5 separate regions of the Homo sapiens genome follow, and all the other regions are linked to region 1. A link is a contact called in ENCODE Hi-C or POLR2A ChIA-PET data. All regions are on one chromosome and are shown on one strand. Each heading gives the region's core, a stretch centred on a gene start or an enhancer-like site at or near the end of the contact. The rest is flanking DNA. Distances are from core to core; before and after follow the strand shown.

The links. A loop is a pair of places that touch in the nucleus more often than their neighbours do. ChIA-PET counts read pairs that join two places held with the same protein, here RNA polymerase II (POLR2A). Pooled maps may share reads with other maps.
Region 2: a loop to region 1 is called in a map of heart left ventricle, with 2.2 times the contacts of the local background. The contact joins two enhancer-like sites. A Hi-C loop is called at or near these places in 18 of 168 maps with a recorded cell type or tissue (A673, CD4-positive, alpha-beta memory T cell, CD8-positive, alpha-beta T cell and 12 more), 21 of 37 single-sample maps with no recorded cell type and 37 of 50 pooled maps. POLR2A ChIA-PET finds 5 or more read pairs at or near these places in 8 of 52 experiments (AG04450, GM12878, H1 and 4 more).
Region 3: a pooled map shows a loop between it and region 1 (5-fold over the local background). The contact joins the promoter of AMBRA1 here to the enhancer-like site in region 1. A Hi-C loop is called at or near these places in 5 of 50 pooled maps. POLR2A ChIA-PET finds 5 or more read pairs at or near these places in 3 of 52 experiments (CD4-positive, alpha-beta T cell, RWPE1 and naive thymus-derived CD4-positive, alpha-beta T cell).
Region 4: a loop to region 1 is called in a pooled map, with 3 times the contacts of the local background. The contact joins two enhancer-like sites. A Hi-C loop is called at or near these places in 3 of 50 pooled maps. POLR2A ChIA-PET finds 5 or more read pairs at or near these places in 5 of 52 experiments (Caco-2, GM12878, PC-3 and 2 more).
Region 5: a loop to region 1 is called in a pooled map, with 7 times the contacts of the local background. The contact joins two enhancer-like sites. A Hi-C loop is called at or near these places in 1 of 37 single-sample maps with no recorded cell type and 4 of 50 pooled maps. POLR2A ChIA-PET finds 5 or more read pairs at or near these places in 7 of 52 experiments (H1, HepG2, K562 and 2 more).

What each region holds. Positions count from the first base shown.
Region 1 is chr11:46,241,707-46,244,719 of GRCh38, forward strand. No RefSeq gene overlaps it. Among named protein-coding and RNA genes, the nearest start is that of LINC02710, 24 kb to the left of the region's middle. RefSeq lists enhancers at 720-1,653, 1,654-2,587, a cis regulatory region at 1,340-2,222 and a silencer at 1,666-1,875. Within about 2 kb of position 1,710, at least 31 of the 41 ENCODE cell types and tissues checked have a DNase peak (open chromatin) inside an H3K27ac peak, as active enhancers do; they include heart right ventricle, where a contact is called at or near this core.
Region 2 is chr11:45,963,306-45,966,678 of GRCh38, forward strand. PHF21A (PHD finger protein 21A) reads right to left here. Exons shown (of 19, transcript NM_001352027.3): 10 at 2,010-2,303. Among named protein-coding and RNA genes, the nearest start is that of LARGE2, 42 kb to the left of the region's middle. RefSeq lists a silencer at 2,015-2,212. Within about 2 kb of position 1,751, at least 5 of the 41 ENCODE cell types and tissues checked have a DNase peak (open chromatin) inside an H3K27ac peak, as active enhancers do; they include heart right ventricle, where a contact is called at or near this core.
Region 3 is chr11:46,592,137-46,595,647 of GRCh38, forward strand. It overlaps AMBRA1 (autophagy and beclin 1 regulator 1), which reads right to left and starts at 1,887. Exons shown (of 18, transcript NM_001387011.1): 1 at 1,692-1,887. RefSeq lists enhancers at 1,639-2,139, 1,642-2,071.
Region 4 is chr11:46,559,180-46,562,225 of GRCh38, forward strand. The region is part of intron 1 of AMBRA1 (autophagy and beclin 1 regulator 1); the gene reads right to left. Among named protein-coding and RNA genes, the nearest start is that of AMBRA1, 33 kb to the right of the region's middle. Within about 2 kb of position 1,677, at least 12 of the 41 ENCODE cell types and tissues checked have a DNase peak (open chromatin) inside an H3K27ac peak, as active enhancers do.
Region 5 is chr11:45,929,140-45,932,583 of GRCh38, forward strand. PHF21A (PHD finger protein 21A) reads right to left here. Exons shown (of 19, transcript NM_001352027.3): 19 at 180-3,444. Among named protein-coding and RNA genes, the nearest start is that of LARGE2, 8.2 kb to the left of the region's middle. RefSeq lists enhancers at 819-1,008, 1,359-1,448. Within about 2 kb of position 1,457, at least 18 of the 41 ENCODE cell types and tissues checked have a DNase peak (open chromatin) inside an H3K27ac peak, as active enhancers do.

The DNA of each region.
Region 1 (3,013 bases), core at 460-2,959:
CCTCAGCCTCCCGAGTAGCTGGGATTACAGGCATGCACCACCACACCCGGCTAATTTTGCATTTTTAGTAGAGACAGGGTTTCTTCATTTTGGTCAGGCTGGTCTCGAACTCCCGACCTTAGATGATCCGCCCACCTCCCAAGTGCTGGGATTACAGGCATGAGCCACCATGCCTGACCAGACACATCTGACATTCTATCAGCTCCGGGCAGCTTCCTGAGACCATACCTGCTGACTTTAGAACCCCACCTTGGGGGTACCCATTTGGCAGGTTTGGATCCTGATGGACCTTCAGGAGCAGAACTTGGGAATGTTCTAGCTCCAGGACCTGCCAATGCCGTCCCATCCTTTCCTAGTTGGCTTTCCTTCCATTCATAAGAACACTGTGACAACTGAAATAATTCAGGTCATATTTATGAAACATCTATTACAATGAGAATCCCATAGTGACATAATACTCCACTGTTCACAGGAAAATGCTAGCTAAAACAAACAACAGTGACTGTCTGGCAAGGGACGCATCGAATAATGCTTATGAGTCTTTTGGGTCTTTTTTTTTTTAATCTTGGGATCGAGTGATTGATAATAATGAAGGGGAAGGAAGACATTAGGCCTGTTTTAGTTCTCAGAATTATTCACAGGGAATAGACTTTCACCATCAACACCCTAAAGATGCAGAATGCTCAAGGTAAATTGCCAGTTTTTGTCTTTCTGGAAAATCCATTAATACTGAATGATCTTGGTCTTGACCCATTCCAAAAAAAAAAAAAAAAAAGAGGATTGAGCCATGGGATTCAGATTATGTCCTTGAAAATCCCTTTAAAAACTAGATTCCAAATCAGTGCTCTCATTCTTCTTGAATATCCCACCCACCAGCTTAGCTTGTCCTATCCCTTCTAGATACAGCATTATTTTCTCTCTTTGAGGAAGAATGGCCCAGAGGCCGGAAGAGTGAGGGAACGTAAGAACGACTTTTCCACTGACCTGAGTTGCTAAAGCCATTTGGACCCAGAGAACTCATTGTATATGTGTGCTGCTCAATATATATGTGTGCATGAATTTGTGGTTGTGCATTTTCTGGCTAATATCCAAAGTCTTCATAACAAGGGGCCTGAGATACGACAAAAGGAAGACCTATGTGTCAAGGACGTGTGTCCACCCACCAAGAAGTTCTGGATGCCCAAAGGGGCTCCTAGCTCAGGGTCTGTGTGTCCAGCTGCTGGGGTAAAGAGATTTGGAAACCACTGAACATTTCTGCTGGGATCCTTCCAAACCCTTTTGGGAACCGGCAATAGCACTTGTCAGGGGAAATTAGTTCTGCACTTTCACAGAGTGAGAAATTCCTCAGGGGGCATTCTTGTACTTGGGAAGAGAAATCGAACCCAGCTGATTCCTTCAGGGCCCTTGCCATTAATAAAGCAGACGAAGTCCAGTTCAGTTAGTCCCGCCTGGGTCAGGGCGTGGAGTGAGGACAGGAGCAATGGCGTTCAGGGAATTTCACCTGTGGCTATGGCCCTCCTCTGATGGGTGCAAGCTTGATATTTTAGGGGATCGCGTTACCGGCATGTAAACACCGTGAGTGACAGCCAAAGCTCCCAGGCGACCACAGAGGATCTCAAACCCTTCCTATCTTCCTAGAAACCCTGGCAGCCCGACCGGCTGCTTGCTGTCTGATGCAACAGTTTGCAACGCTGTTCTGGGAGTTGAGTCCTGCTGCGGGGCGCCGGGAACCGGGCCGACGCGCATGCGCGGGCTGCGGCCCCGCCCCAAAGGGCGGAGGGGGAGCTTTTCACCAGATGTGCGGGGGGCGGGGCCGGTCGGCCAGGGAGACCTCTGGCAGCTCGCGCCTGCGATCTGAGCTTAATTAAACTTCTCCCGAGGCATTGGCTGACTGATTGACCCAGTGATCCAAAAAAATCAGAGAGGCCCAAATCTCCCCAAACGCACCGGCAGAGCGAAGTTGGGAAGTTGGCTTCGGTTTCCAGACTTGGGCCTTTGGATTCGGCGTCCCTCTCCTGCGCCCCCGATCCGCAGCACTGTCCAGGATCCACAGCTCGGAAGCACAGTCAAGCCTCGCGGGTCTGGGCCCTCACACCACACACTTTCTTAAGAAGGGAGGCATTGTGGCTACGGGGCGGAAAGGAGGCAAGATTTTGATACCTCCTTTGTCAGTATCTCCTCTGCCTCGCTCATCTGTTTTAGGTTTTATGAGCAGGAGACGTCACCGATTATTTTCCAAAATTTTCAGCTGTTCGGATATTGCCTTCACGGTTTGCTTCCATGTCCACATTCCACCACTATTATATATTTTAATAGACTTTTATTTTATTAACTTTTTCTTTAACTTTAAACCGTTTCCCTTTTTTAGATAGCTTTGCCCTAAGCAATAACATTAGCAAAGCTACAGGCTGAAAATAAATTCAAAACTATTAAAATAAAAAATATATATATGGGCTGGTCCGAGTGCAGTGGTGTTTGCAACTAACTGATCACATTCAGTTACAGATTTCTTTCTTTTCTTTTTTCTTTTCTTCTCCACTCACACTGCTTCACTTGACCAGCCATATATATATATATATATATATATATGCTAAATTGTCTCGTCTACCACATTTGGTGAAAAACTCTGGTAATTGCTGGACACAATGGCTCATGTTTGTAATCCCAGCACTTTGGGAGGTCAGCCAGCCTGGGCAACATGGTAAAACCCATCTCTACTAAAAACACAAAAATTAGCTGGGCATAGTGGCGCGTGCCTGTAGTCCCAACTACCGGGGAGGCGAGGTGGGAGGATTGCTTGAGCCCGGGAGGTTGAGGCTGCAGTGAGTTATGATGGTGCCACTGCACTCCAGCCTGGGTGACAGTGAGACCCTGTCTCAAAAACAAACAAAAACTCTGGAGGTAATACTACCTAACATATTGAGTGATTGTCAATGTCTCAGGCATTATTCTAAGCACTTTACATGTTCTTACTCCTTATGACACCACAGAAGGTGGATGTTGTTTACATTTT
Region 2 (3,373 bases), core at 501-3,000, 280 kb before region 1:
GCTACTTGGGAGGCTGAGGCAGGAGAATTGTTTGAATCCGGGAGGTGGAGGTTGCAGTGAGCTGAGATCCCACCATTGCACTCCAGCTTGGGTGACAAGAGTAAAACTCTGTGTCAAAAAAAAAAAAAAAAAAGAAAAGAAAAAAAAATCTGTAAGAATATAATCTAAACTGTTAATAGTAATTAACTCCTGGGGGTAAAATTATGATAAAAGTTTACTCTCTCTTTAGATTACGGGGAAAAGCACCTTCTACAATTTATATTTTTGTAATGTTTGAATCTGTTTTAAAAATGAACTTGTACTATCTTTGTAATCAGAAAAGAAATGTAAAAATAAAATGAAACCAAAACAATTTGTCTCCTAAAAATATCTTTATCAAAAAAAGAGGTAAAGAGAAATAATATTTAATAACCTAAAATAGTGTTGTGAAACGAGGTTCTGTGGAACACTGAGGCTCCTCAGAGGTTCTTTGAGAGCCAGTGCAAAACAACAGGTCCCCACCCAAACTCCTAAGCTTGAGCATCTGACTCTCAGTAGTTTAATACCAAAGTTCTGCTGTCAATAAGTTTGAAATTTTCTGTGTTAAAATATGTGTAAATAATTTATTTCTGGGCTGGGCGTGGTGGCTCATGCCTGTAATCCCACCACTTTGGGAGGCTGAGGCAGGCAGGTCACTTGAGGTTGGGAGTTTGAGATCAGCTGACCAACATGGAGAAACCCCGTCTCTACTAAAAATACAAAATTAGCCAGGCATGGTGGCTGACGCCTGTAATCCCAGCTACTCAGGAGGCTGAGGCAAGGAGAATCACTTGAACCTGGGAGGCGGAGGTTGCAGTGAGCTGAGATCGTGCCATTGCACTCCAGCCTGGGCAACAAGAGTGAAACTCCATCTCAAAATAATAATAATAATAATAATAATAATAATAATAATTTATTTCTGAATGTTTCTCAAAGCACTTCCTGGGGTTTGAATAGGTTCCCCAGGAATTGAGATGTGTTCTTGTGTTTCCTAAGCACAGATTTTGATAACTAGCTTCTTGAATGCAAGGTCTGCCGCATTTGTGAGCTGCCTGGGTTTAAGGTCTAGTACCCTATGCATAGGTTCCTCTGCTCAAGAAGACTAAGGCAGCAGGCAGCATCTGAACAGCCTCTCTGAATCATGGTCCATCCAGAAGCAGAAGATTCAGGATCACCACAGACTATTTTCAGATAAATGAGAAGTCAAGACTGAACAATTAGAAATAGGTCGATGACTTTTTAAAGCAACTTTCTTGAGAGAGAATGCTTTTCTTTGCCAAATTCTTCTTTCTCATCACTAGTCGTTTTTCAAATAGGATACGGTGACTGCCTATAAATCCTTCTTGTTTTCAGAGGTCTTTCTGCTACAGAACCTTCAAGTATTTTTGCAGGTTACTTGTATGTCTCTAGCCTCGTTTTTTAAGATAAAATCTGACTTCAGGAAATATAAATGAAATGTTTCAATATTTGAGCTAAAATATCTGCATCCTCTAAAGTTAAAGAATGCTTTTTGGAAATTTTAATTTTTTTTGTTTGGCTCCCCATTATCTGTAACAATCAAAGAAAAGTCTTTGAAATGAAATCCCTTTCCCTGTTTTGTTTATTCTTCCTGACTTTCACAGTCCTACCTTCATCTGGATTCTTATTGGGCCGAAACTAACATGGCGTTTTCTGTTTACTACCTCATCTGTGCTTACTGACGGAGGGCAGCAGAGCCTGTCTGTGAATTTCCACATCAGAACCACCAGGGGGAGCTCACTCACACAGGAATCCCAGCCCATCTACGAGGGGATGGTGGGAAAAGCAAACCAACTTTCTTCAGTAAGAATGACCCTTCTGCACGTGGATGAATTATCGCACATAAGCGACAGCTTACTGACAATGGTGGTGAGATGAAGAGCCCTTGAGAAAATGTATTTAGAGAAAGCCCAGCAGCCATATGCCTCAACGACAAGGCTACTGCCCAGAGCAGGTACATACTCTGCCTGTACCTGTTTTTCAAGACTTGGCTTGCTAAGCTGTACAGTTTGAGGTCCAGCGAGTCTGGTCCCTGGAGTAGCTATCACAATGCTGGTGAGCTGGGCCATGGGGAACGTTTTGGCTATGGTTGCAGTCTGCCCATTGACGACACGGACGGGGTGGATGGAATTCTGGGATGTGGGAAGGGTTGTGGGGGTGAACTTGGTCAGCATGACGGGCCTCTGGATAAGCTGAGGAGCTGCGAGCATGGGAGGTGGTGCTGGGGCAATAGGAATGTTATTCTGGGCCACAGGCTTGGGTCGAACCTATAGGGGAAAGAGAGAATAATTATTGTATTACTTAAGCTGCTCAAGTCCTATAAAAGCAAATCTTCCACACTCTATGTATGAAATGGTGTTTAATACACTTATTAATGTTCATTTTGGTACATTAATTCTATAGACCTCAGGGCATATAATCTTATACAAGACTCATCAGCTCTTGAGGTCCAAACCTCACCCTAGAACATAGCTTTTGATTCTAAACCCTGAGCTCCCTCTTCTATACCATGCCACCTCTTCTAGCTGAGGTCAAAGGCCTAATCCAGAGACTGGTCCCACCCAGAACTTGTGCACAGTATAGTCATAATGTTGCCAATAGCCTTAACTCGCATTTGAAATTTCTTCATATCCACAGCTTCAGTGCACCCCCATTTCTGGCCCTCTAACTCCCTGTTCTTGGCCACTCCTCCTCTCAGTCTCCTTTGTGGGCTTACTCTTCCTCTGCCTCATCCTAAATGTGAGTATTTCTTAGGATTTTTTTCCCTGGCACCCCTTTTCTTCCCAATGTTCTCATTATTCCTAGGAGCTTTTGCCCATCTCATGGCTTCAATTACCATCTATGTACTGAAGACTCACACTTTTACCTCAGAACCTGAGACACTTCCTGAACTTCAGAATTATACAATACTTGAATATCTCAAAAGTTCAAAATCAACATGTCTAAGACTCATCAATTTCTTCTTCCAATCTTCTCTTCCTCCGATAATTGCCTCAGTAAGTACCCTTTTCTTGACAAATTTTGGAATCACTCTTGATGATTCCTACCCCACCCTCTACTCTCTAAATACTTCTAATATCTGTCTACTTCTATCCTCACTCCACTATCTACTATCCTAGCTTATGTTTGGCTCACTAAAAACAGTGAAAAAAAGTTACAGTTAAAAACATGAGGTCAGCCTTGCTTGGGTTCAAATCCTAGTTCTACCACTCACTAGCTGTGTAACCTGAGGTAACATACCTGATTTTTAATAGCCAGTTTTTGTTTTTTTGTTTGTTGTTGTTGTTTTTGTTGTTTGAGATGGAGTCTCGCTCTGTTGCCAGGCTGGAGTGCAGTG
Region 3 (3,511 bases), core at 637-3,136, 350 kb after region 1:
GTTAGTCAGGCTGGTCTCGAATTTCCGACCTCAGGTGATCCACCTGCCTTGGCCTCCCAAAGTGCTGGGATTACAGGAGTGAGCCACTGCGCCCGACAGGCTGAATTTTTTTTTTTCCAAGAATGAAGTGACACAAATTAGGATCATGGTACTGAATCCGATGAAAATAACAGACTTAGTCCCCAGACTTTCCAAGCTGGGAAGGAAAAGGGAACCACAAAGGAGTTCCCAAAGCGTTAACCTTTCATTTAAATATCTCAATATTTGAATGATTTCTACACACAGCCTTTTTTAGCTTTTGTATGTGCAGTGACCAAACTACTAATCAAATACAACAAAACTGGGCGGGCGCGGTGGATGCCTGTAATTCCAGCACTTTGAGAGGCCGACGTGGACGAATCACTTGAGGCCAGGAGTTCAAGACCAGCCTGGCCAACATGATGAAACCCCGTCTTTACTACAAATACAAAAATTAGCCGAGTGTGGTGGCGCGCGCCGGTACTTCCAGCTACTCGGGAGTCTGAGGCAGGGGAATCGCTTGAACCCGGGAGGCAGAGGTTGCAGTGAGCCAAGATCGCGCCACTGCACTCCAGTTTGGGCGACAGAGCTAGCCTGTCTTAAAAAAAAAAAAGAAAAAAGAGAGACAGACTCCTTGGGTTTCCATTGGATACTCCCCAGAAAGCAGACCCTCACAGGACAAGCGTTTGCCTTCAAAGTCTTGACCATCCTCTACTAGACTCTAACCTCTAACCACAAACACCATAGTTATAAGATTTCCAAAGAGGCTGGGGAGAAGGAGGATAAATCAACCAGGAAACAATGTAGACAACAAGGTTATCAGGAAACAAAGTAGACAACAAGGTTATCAGGAAACAAAGTAGACAACAAGGTTATCAAGAAACAAAAAGAAACTGTCATTGCTACACTAGTTAAAATGATACAGACTTTGAAAAGCAAAACAGCCAAGAAACCACATGGTTCCTTTACTTCTGAAGCCTCTTGTGACAGGATCTATATTCCTAACAGTCTATATTCCTAGGAAAATTGGGATCACAGACGATCAAACAATAACTCACTGTTTTCATAACTTGACTGGTAAGTGGGGGGAAGGGAATTGGTAAACGACAAAAAGTGACTTACAGTGAATTTAATGATCTGTTGGGGATATGTGGGGAAGTCACGTCCCAGACATCAGCCTCAGTTTACCCACCCAGAAAAAGGCGAGAACATAACACTTCGCTCAGAAGAGCCAGAGGGCCTTGTTCCATAAGCCTCCACCTACTCAAAGGTCCCTTCAAAGGCTGGACTCAGTAGGGGTCCCCAGTGCAATTGAGGCATGACACCCGGAGACTTCGGGGTGGGGGGAAAAGGAGAAAGGAAGGAGGGTCAAAGTGCGCAAAGCTCTATCGGTTCCTGGAAAGCCATTTTCGCCACACACTGGGGGTGCCCTAGACCCAACATCTCCTCCCTAAAGAACCACACCGGGAAGCCCCAGCAACTCTCCCTCCTTTCGGCTTCTCCCTCGGTTCCGGGCTGCCCCTCCGGCCGCGCCCCTCAACGCAGTCCGGTAGCCCCTCCTCTGGCAGTGTCACGGCGGCCGGCCAGCCTGCCCACCCGCCGGCGCCAAGGTCTTCTCAACCCCGCGGCGGAAGGATGCCGGGCTGGGCCTCCCAGGCTCCTCCTGGGCCTACCTGCAAGGCAGACGGGAGCTCGGTTTGCAGTCCAGCGAACGGGCTGAGCCACAGGGAAAAAGAAAGAGGAGACAGGAATAAAGGAAGGGGTCCGTTCTACCGACCGGCAGGAGAAGGCGGCTTGAGCGCGGGGCCTCGCGGACAACTCAGCCCTCGACCCGGCGCCGCCGCCGCTCAGGAGACATCAAGCAAGAAGACGGCGCAAAAGATCACCGAATACAAGAACGCCCCAGACATCAAAGGAGGAACGCCCAAGCAATCGTTCAAGGAACCACAGCCGAGCGCCGAAAAACAGCTCAACTCCTACTCAAGGTCCGGCTCCTGTCTGAGGCGTAAATAAACAAACCCAGATCATAAGCCACGGGTTAAAAAAGAGCCTGCACTTCTGCCATTTTCTGTGGGTCGCCGGCTGTTAAAGTTCTTTAGAGAACTGGAGTTTCTCGTGAATGTGTTGAAGATCAAATCATAGCGCAATAACACTTGTTGTGTAACTATAGTCCCCCAACTGTTCTATGGACTCCCAACACTCTTTATCCCAATTGAGCAAATTAGTTAACCTCATTTGACCCTTAGTTTCCTAACAGAGCAGTGAGGGGAATTAAAAATCATAGAGACAGAAAACGAGAGAGAATTCAAGCTGAGGAACAAAATGAACAGTCTACGTAAAAGCTCCAGTTTAGTCCCCACAAAGCATGACCAAGAGAAGCTGGGAAAACCCAGAATTATGTAGCCTGACCTTAAGGCAGGGGGAAAAAAAGCACACGGATTGCTTTTCTCTTTTATTTTCTTCCAAAGGCCTAGAGCCACAGGTGTGCTTCTTACATAATAAGCAAAAGTCTCTTTGGGTTCAGAACCTGATAAAGTGTTGACATTTTCATCACCACAACAATGGCTTTTTTCTGTAGTCTCTTAGTTGATAAATGAATATGCTCAGCACAAATATGGATTAATATGTACATCCTAGATGTGATTCAATAAATCACAAAGATCACTGCAAGTATGGTTACCAATTGTGAGCAATCATAGTCTACCTTACCTGCTCCTAGGGAGGTTTACACCCTTCCCCACTACTCAGAGAGGAAGGGTGTAAAAAGGAAACAAGATAGTCCCAGTTTGTCGGGCGCAGCGGCTCACGTCCATAATTCCAGCACTTTAGGAGACGAGGCTGGTGGATTGCTTTGAGCCCTGGAGTTCAAGACCAGCCTGGGCAACATGGTGAGACTCCAGTCTCTATAAAAAAAAAATAAATAAATACAAAAAGTTAGCCGGGCCTGGTGGCTCCCGCCTGTAGGCCCAGCTACTCGGGAAGCTAAGATGAAAGGATATCCTGAGCCCGGGAGGTGGAGGCTGCGATGAGCCATGATCACACCATTGCACTCCAGCCTGATCTATGGAGCAAGACCCTATCTTAAATTTTTTTTTTTTTAAATGCCGGGCGCAGTGGCTCACGCCTGTAAGCCCAGGACTTTGGGAGGCCGAGGCAGGTGGATCACGAGGTCAGGAGTTTGAGACCAGCCTGGTCAAGATGGTGAAACCCCGTCTCTACTAAAAATACAAAAATTAGCCGGTCGTGGTGGCGGGTGCCTGTTATCCCAGCTTTTCGGGAGGCTGAGGCAGGAGAATCGCTTGAACCCAGGAGGCGGAGGTTGCAGTGAGCAGAGATCGTGCCACTGCACTCCAGCCTGGGCGACACAGCAAGACTCCGTCTAAAAAAAAAAAAAAAAAAAAAAAAAAAAAAAAAAAAAAAAAAAAAAAAGTCCCAGCCTTTGAAGACTTTAATTAAACTCAAAGAGCACATCCTTACAGTATTAGCCTTTTTT
Region 4 (3,046 bases), core at 427-2,926, 320 kb after region 1:
ATCCCAGCTACTCGGGAGACTGAGGTGGGAGAATTGCTTGAACTCGGGAGGCAGAGGTTGCAGTGAGCCGAGATCACGCCACTGTACTCCGCCTGGATGACAGAGTGAGACCCTGTCTCAAAAAAAAAAAGAAAGAAAAGAAAAGTAAAGACAAGGCTTTGCACCATTACCAACCTAATTTCAGCCAGTCATTTCATTACGCACATGTCATTGATCACGAGAGGGCCAGGCAAGAGAGTAAGCAAAGGACTAATCCATCACTACCTCAACTATAAGTAGGGAAGAAGAAAGAAAAATAACCTCAAAAATGGCAGTAAAATTTTTTTAATCCTCCTATTTGAAACACAGAATATTAAGAACAAAGTACAGAGACAGTGGATATTCTGATAGCAGAGATGAGAATATGGGATATTACACCTTTCGAGCTTGAGAATACTAAATACAAAACCTTCATCCTAATTTACTCCCTAAGAAAGCTGATCCTGCAATCTGGGGATATAGGAGTATCAGTCAAGTTTATAACAAGAATCAGTGATTTAATAAATAAAGATAAGACTAAGAGGTAAGAAGCTTTAATAACTGATTTTTATCGCTGGCTTGTTATATAATCTTGGACAAATCATATCCTCGCTGAATTTCAAGTTTTCCTCCAATATGTAAACTGAAAGTAATAATACCTTCCTTCTATCTTAAAGGAATAAAATCCTTGGAGAATCTTAGGGGAAATGGGTTATAAAATTTCAAGACAAGATTATTACTTTTCAAAGTAAAACTCAAGATAGAACAATAACCAGAGTATGTGATAAACAGAAGTTCACACAAAGAAGTCTCGCACCTACAGTTCTAAGAGAAAGATTGCAAAGGAAACTACAGTGATTATAAAAAGCCACAGATTACATTATCTCTAATTAACCACCTGACAAATTGAAAACAAATAATTCAACAGAACTAAGATCAATCAATTAAAATTATACACAGTCCCTTTCTTTATAAGAAGCCAAAATCCCAGAAATAAACTGTCAACAGACAGAACCTGCACCTCTACTGCACACAGGCAGCAGCATTAGTTTTTTATATATAAACTCAAAATAAGACCGACCTCTGTATAGGATATATCACAAATGGGCTAACAATTTTACAAAATGTTTTGAAGATACAAAACTGAGTAAATTCTAATTACTGTAACTATAATAAGGGGGGAGAAGTGAAGCACCAGCTTTCCTGCTACAGATTTTGCTTACTAGAGCTTTCTAAAGTAACTCACAATGATGCTGCCTAATGTCTGAAACACGGGAAAGCTTGTGCTCAAAACAAAGTGTGATCAAAACCGGAAATAGAAAGCAATAAGACCCAAATTTGAGACTGACAATTTTCCTTACTCCCACTTACCTCAGAAGGATGAAGAAAAAAGAAACGGAAGTTTTATCTGCAAATTATTCTGGAGAAAACAGTGTGCTGAGAACACAAGAACTCCTAAAAACGGAAGGAAGAACAAGGAGGAAAGCACTAAACCAAGAAGAAACTGAAGCTCAATTTTTTGGTTTCAAGCTATCAAAAGAATCAAGAAGACCAAGAAGGCTACTCTTAAATGTACAGAAATGGCAAAAGATTTCCTATTAGCAAGCAACAAAAAAAGAGTAGCTTCTGATGGAAGAAATTTCAGAGGCAAAACAGCTTAACCCCAGAAACGGAAACTGAAACCAGCTGCCTCAAACAGACCTAATGACTTTGGCAACAATATACCTTTCATCCACCAACAATATCAGGAGGCTGGAGTAGGGCCGATTTCAAATCATAAAGGATCACATCTTTCTATTCTCTGCATAGTCTTTGAGAAAGAATCCAACTCCTTCCTGGGAGCACCACATTGCCCCCAATTCTTCCTGGAAACCCCTGGAGCTACAGCAAGAATATTGTTGGGCCAGGCGCAGTAGCTCACACCTGTAATCCCAGCACTTTAAGAGGCCAAGGCAGGTGGATCACCTGAGGTCAGGAGTTCGAGACTAGCCTGGCCAACACGGTGAAACCCTGTCTCTACTAAAAATACAAAAATTAGCTGGGCGTGGTGTCACGCGCCTGTAATCCCAGCTACTCGGAAGGCTGAGGCAGGAGAATCGCTTGAACCTAGGAGGTGGAAGTTGCAGTGAGCCGAGATCATGCCATTGCACTCCAGCCTAGGTAACAAAGTGAGACTCCATCTCAAAAAAAAAAGGAAAGAATATTGTCAGAAAAAAAAAAAAGCTTTGAGAACATTAACCCAGGAATCTTCACAAGTCCTAGGACAGATGTGATTACTCATCAGACAAATAAGAAAAACAAAACCTGGAAGAGGTTAAGAAATTCATCTAGATTCACAGATGAGTCTGGAGCCAAAGCAGGATTTGAATTCAGGCTTTTCCTTCAGATAGTACCAGAGCTACACTCCCAGTCCTTGCTTGGCTTAGTAGATACTGTGTTCAGTGTTTTCCAATCTTATAGTCAGCCCAGGTCAGGTTCTTGGCTGACTAAAATAGGGAAAGAAAAAATTTCCCTCGAGGCTTCAAGAAAAGAAGTCAAATTATTAAACACAGAGTTCTTATGCTAAAAGGCCGACATGCCACCCTACCATGCCAATCACATTTCTTAGCCAATCAAAAGAAGGCATTAGATTTAAGAACCTAGTTATTTAAATCTGAGTAGAAGCTGGATTCCATTTCCCCAACTTTCCAAATAAAGAACACTTAAAGATGGGGAAGGATGTAAAAGCACTGATAAATAACCAACAAGCATTGATTAAGCAGGTATTATGTTGGCACTGTTCTAGGCACTGAGGATACTATAGTAAAGAAGAACATTCTTGCCCCCCAAAAGCTTATGTGATTTTTATATAATTAAATATTAACAATACTTTCAAGTACTGAAAAAGGCTAGAAAGAAAATATGGCAGGTGAAAGAAAACAACACACCCTTTTACCTGGGGTGGCCAGAGAAAGCCTCTCTGAGATGACATTTGAGTTAAGACTGGCATCTTGAAATAGAAACCTTGAGAAAAGAGGCAGGTGAAAAA
Region 5 (3,444 bases), core at 207-2,706, 310 kb before region 1:
TAGGGCGTCAGTGCACAAGGGAGGTGCTACATCCAGCTGGGGTCACAGGAGGGCCTGGGCCCTTAAGGGCAAGCACCCCCCCGCCCCCCACCCCCAGACAGCCAGTCAGGGAGGGCAGAGGCTGGGACTGGAATGTGTCCTGCCCACCCTCCCCTGCCCCAAACCCAACACCATGAGGCTGAGAGGCTTTATTTGGCTTTATTTAGTAAAATGTTAAAATAAATAAATACAAATTGATCAGCTGCTCTGTATCCCCCCCCACCCCCTCAAAACAAAAACCAAACAAACAAAAACAAAAACTTTGAAGCACAAAACTCCAAATACAAGTCTACCAAGACTGAAATCACAAAGGGCATGGACAAGAGACAGGGTTGGGGTCTGGCTGGCTCTTCTCTGCTAGGAGCTGGCTGACCTCTGGCCTGCCCGTCCCATCCCGCCTGACTGCAGCTCACCCTGGGCTGAGGACCCACGGACACCGGAGAGAGGTGAGGGTCCAAAGGCTGCTGGGGAAGGGGTAGGGGGGTGGGGTCCTCAGGGAGGAAGGGCCTTGTGGGAGGGGGCGCCAAGTGGAACTGGAGAGCCCTGCTTCCGTTTAGAGGAGGTATTTTTCAGAGTTCCTACCCCGGCTTTCTGGAGGGCAGCCCCAGCTTCCTGCCCCTCACTTTAGCAAGGGGCCAGAAGACTGCCCAGGGCTGCCCACTCCTGTCTTGGAGAGGAGCTGACTCAGAGGACAGTCTAAGTCAGGGTGAGGATGGGAGTCCTGCTTCCTGCCAGGGGTGCCCGGCAGAGGGACAGGGGCGAGGTTCACACAGAGCAAAGTTGCCTCCACTCAACAGAAGCCACGGGATCTGGAGAACCCAGGCCCTGGAAAATGCACCTGGGCCACCATCCATCTCATTACCCTAAGAGCCTTTTGCCCCTGGGTAAAAAGTCTCCTAAATTCAGCCCTTTAGATAAATAAGAAGGACCACGCCCTATAAGAGAATGAAGAGAGGAAACCACTGAAGAGTGTGTGTGAGCTGGGAGGTGACAGCCCAAGGGAGGCTCTGATGGCCCCAAGAGAGAAGTATCAGAGGTGGCTGGAGAGGCAGCCGTGCATGCGGAGACGGAAGCGTGCTGCAGACACGGTCACCCTCACGGAAACAGCTGTGTGTAACCACCTCCATGCACGCTGCCTGTTGGGCCTGAGCCAAGCAGCAGCAGGGACAGAGAGGCAGGTGTTGCAGGGAAACCAGGCACACGATGGTGCCAGCTGGAGGCTGCCAGGGCGGCCCCACCAGGGACTGCCCCTAACTGCCTCCCTATGTCAGGTACAACCAGCAGGCTTACCCCAAAGGGCCTGATAAGGAAGGAAGAAATCAAAACCCCAGAGGAGCTCAGCACAGGTGAGACAAGACCCAGCAGGCTCCATGAAAGAAAAAGGACCCACAGGCAGCAAGAATGCAGAGGTGGAGATGACAGCAACATGGCCTCACTGTTACCAGGATGCAGCGCCTGGACAGGAGCTGGCAGGGGACTCCCAGTCATCACTGCCACCAGGGCGCAGCGCCTGATCAGGAGCTGGCAGGGGACTCCCAGTCAGGGCCCAGTGGGCAGCCGCTCCAGCTCTCTGAAGTGACTACAAAGCCAGCTGGTCTCAAAAGTGGCTGTCAGAGCAGCTAAATTCTGGGCCGTGGGGAAAGAGCAGCGGAGGGAAGGAGGAGGAAGCAAGTGGAGGTGGCTGGGGTGGGGCAGTGTCACGAGCGTATGTCTCAGGTGGTCACAGGCCCCCCCCCCTCCCCGCCCAGGTCTGAGGGGACAGTGAAGGACAGGGAGATTGGGTGCCAGGGGCCTCTTCTTTACAGTAAAGCAGTGTTTTGGAATTTGAGTGCAGAATGTAGGTTTGGGGGCTGGGTTGCATCTCGTACTCCATACTAGCTGACTCCCAAAACAGCTCACATCTGAATGTCAGGAAGAATCCACAGCCCAGCTGCAGGCGAGGTCAGAATGTACCCGACACTGCTGAGGGCGGCAGGCAAAGCCCTGGTCAATTCCTAGCCCCGTCCTCCGACCCAAGACTCCTAAGGCAGCTCCTCTCTGAGCAAAGGCCTCTAGTGATGATGGTTTCCCAACTTCTTTCAGGAAAAGGTAAGTTAGGTGTTGTGTGGCAACCCCCAGATGGGCCCAGACAAGTTGAGGGGAAGAGCTCTAGACAGGGCAGACAGCCTGCTGCTGGTCTCTGATCCTCTGCCAACGATTCCTCCAACTAGTCCAGGCATCTCCAAGGCTCCCTGACTAGACACAGCACCTTGGTTTCTGAATGAGAAAAGGGAACTCTTTCCCCCTCAGCCAATCAAGCAGCCAGGGCCTAACTCTGAGGCCTGTTCAGCCTAACTTAATTCCTTCTTCTGAGGCCCCTGGGAAGATGAAAGGCGATGGCTGATAGAGATGAGACACATTTTACTCTAAGAAGTGTCTCTTCTCTGTTGCATTTGCTTTCAGATCTGTCTTTGTCTCTCTGGGCCTAATTGGGTGGGAGAGAAGCTGATAGGATCGTTTCTACCTCTCCTAGACTCTGGCCATTCCCAGGGCCTGGAGTGGGCTTGGGGGAGATGCTCCAGCAGGGCCAGGGTACAGAGCCTCCACCGCCCTCCCATCGGCCAGGGGCACGCAAGGGGCAAAGGTCTCCAGCGAGAGCACAAATCTGACACAATTTACTTCTGACAAGGCAAGATGAGAGAATGGTCTGAGTCTTTCACAACCCTGGTTTTCTCAAGGAGAGGCCACAACCGGCCAAGCCGAGGCAAGCGCAGCAATTCTAGCCCAGGGTCACCCAGGAGGCTTGTGGGTGGGTGGAGTGGAGTAAATTTCTGGTGCCTGGAGCCAACAGGCAGAGAAAGGAGTGGGAGCTTCAGACCTCTCCCCAAAGGCAAGACAGAGCGAAGGCCACGCTGGGGCTCTGTCTCAGAGACGTACCCTCAAAACATGTCACTCCTCCTCTGTTCTAAGCACCAAGGGCTGATGCAGCCAGCCTGTACTCCCGCACCCTCCTGTCACGGCCAGGGTGCGTGCGCACCACAGAGCTCCGCTGGCCAGTTCCCTCGGAGGTGTCCCCCAGGCACTCATAATGCTGGTGGCTGAAAGACCAAAAGCAGCACCAAAGGAAGGGATCTTATTTAGGCACCAGCCTTTTGCTCTAGCAGAATCTGAGAAGACCACGGGTAGGGCCCTGATACCATCCACGCTTCCATTTGGGCTTCACAACAGGAGACAAGATCCCTGCACCAAGAAGAGAGCACGGTCTTTTCTGAGGAGAGAGAAGGGTGGGGAGCTCCGCCTCTGTCCTTCAAGGAGACTGGCCCACCAGTCTAGAGACACACACACGGCAAAATGTCATCGTGATCAGCAGGGTCTGTGCTAAAAAATTATAACTACACGGCATTTTCTCCAGTTCTGACACCTTTT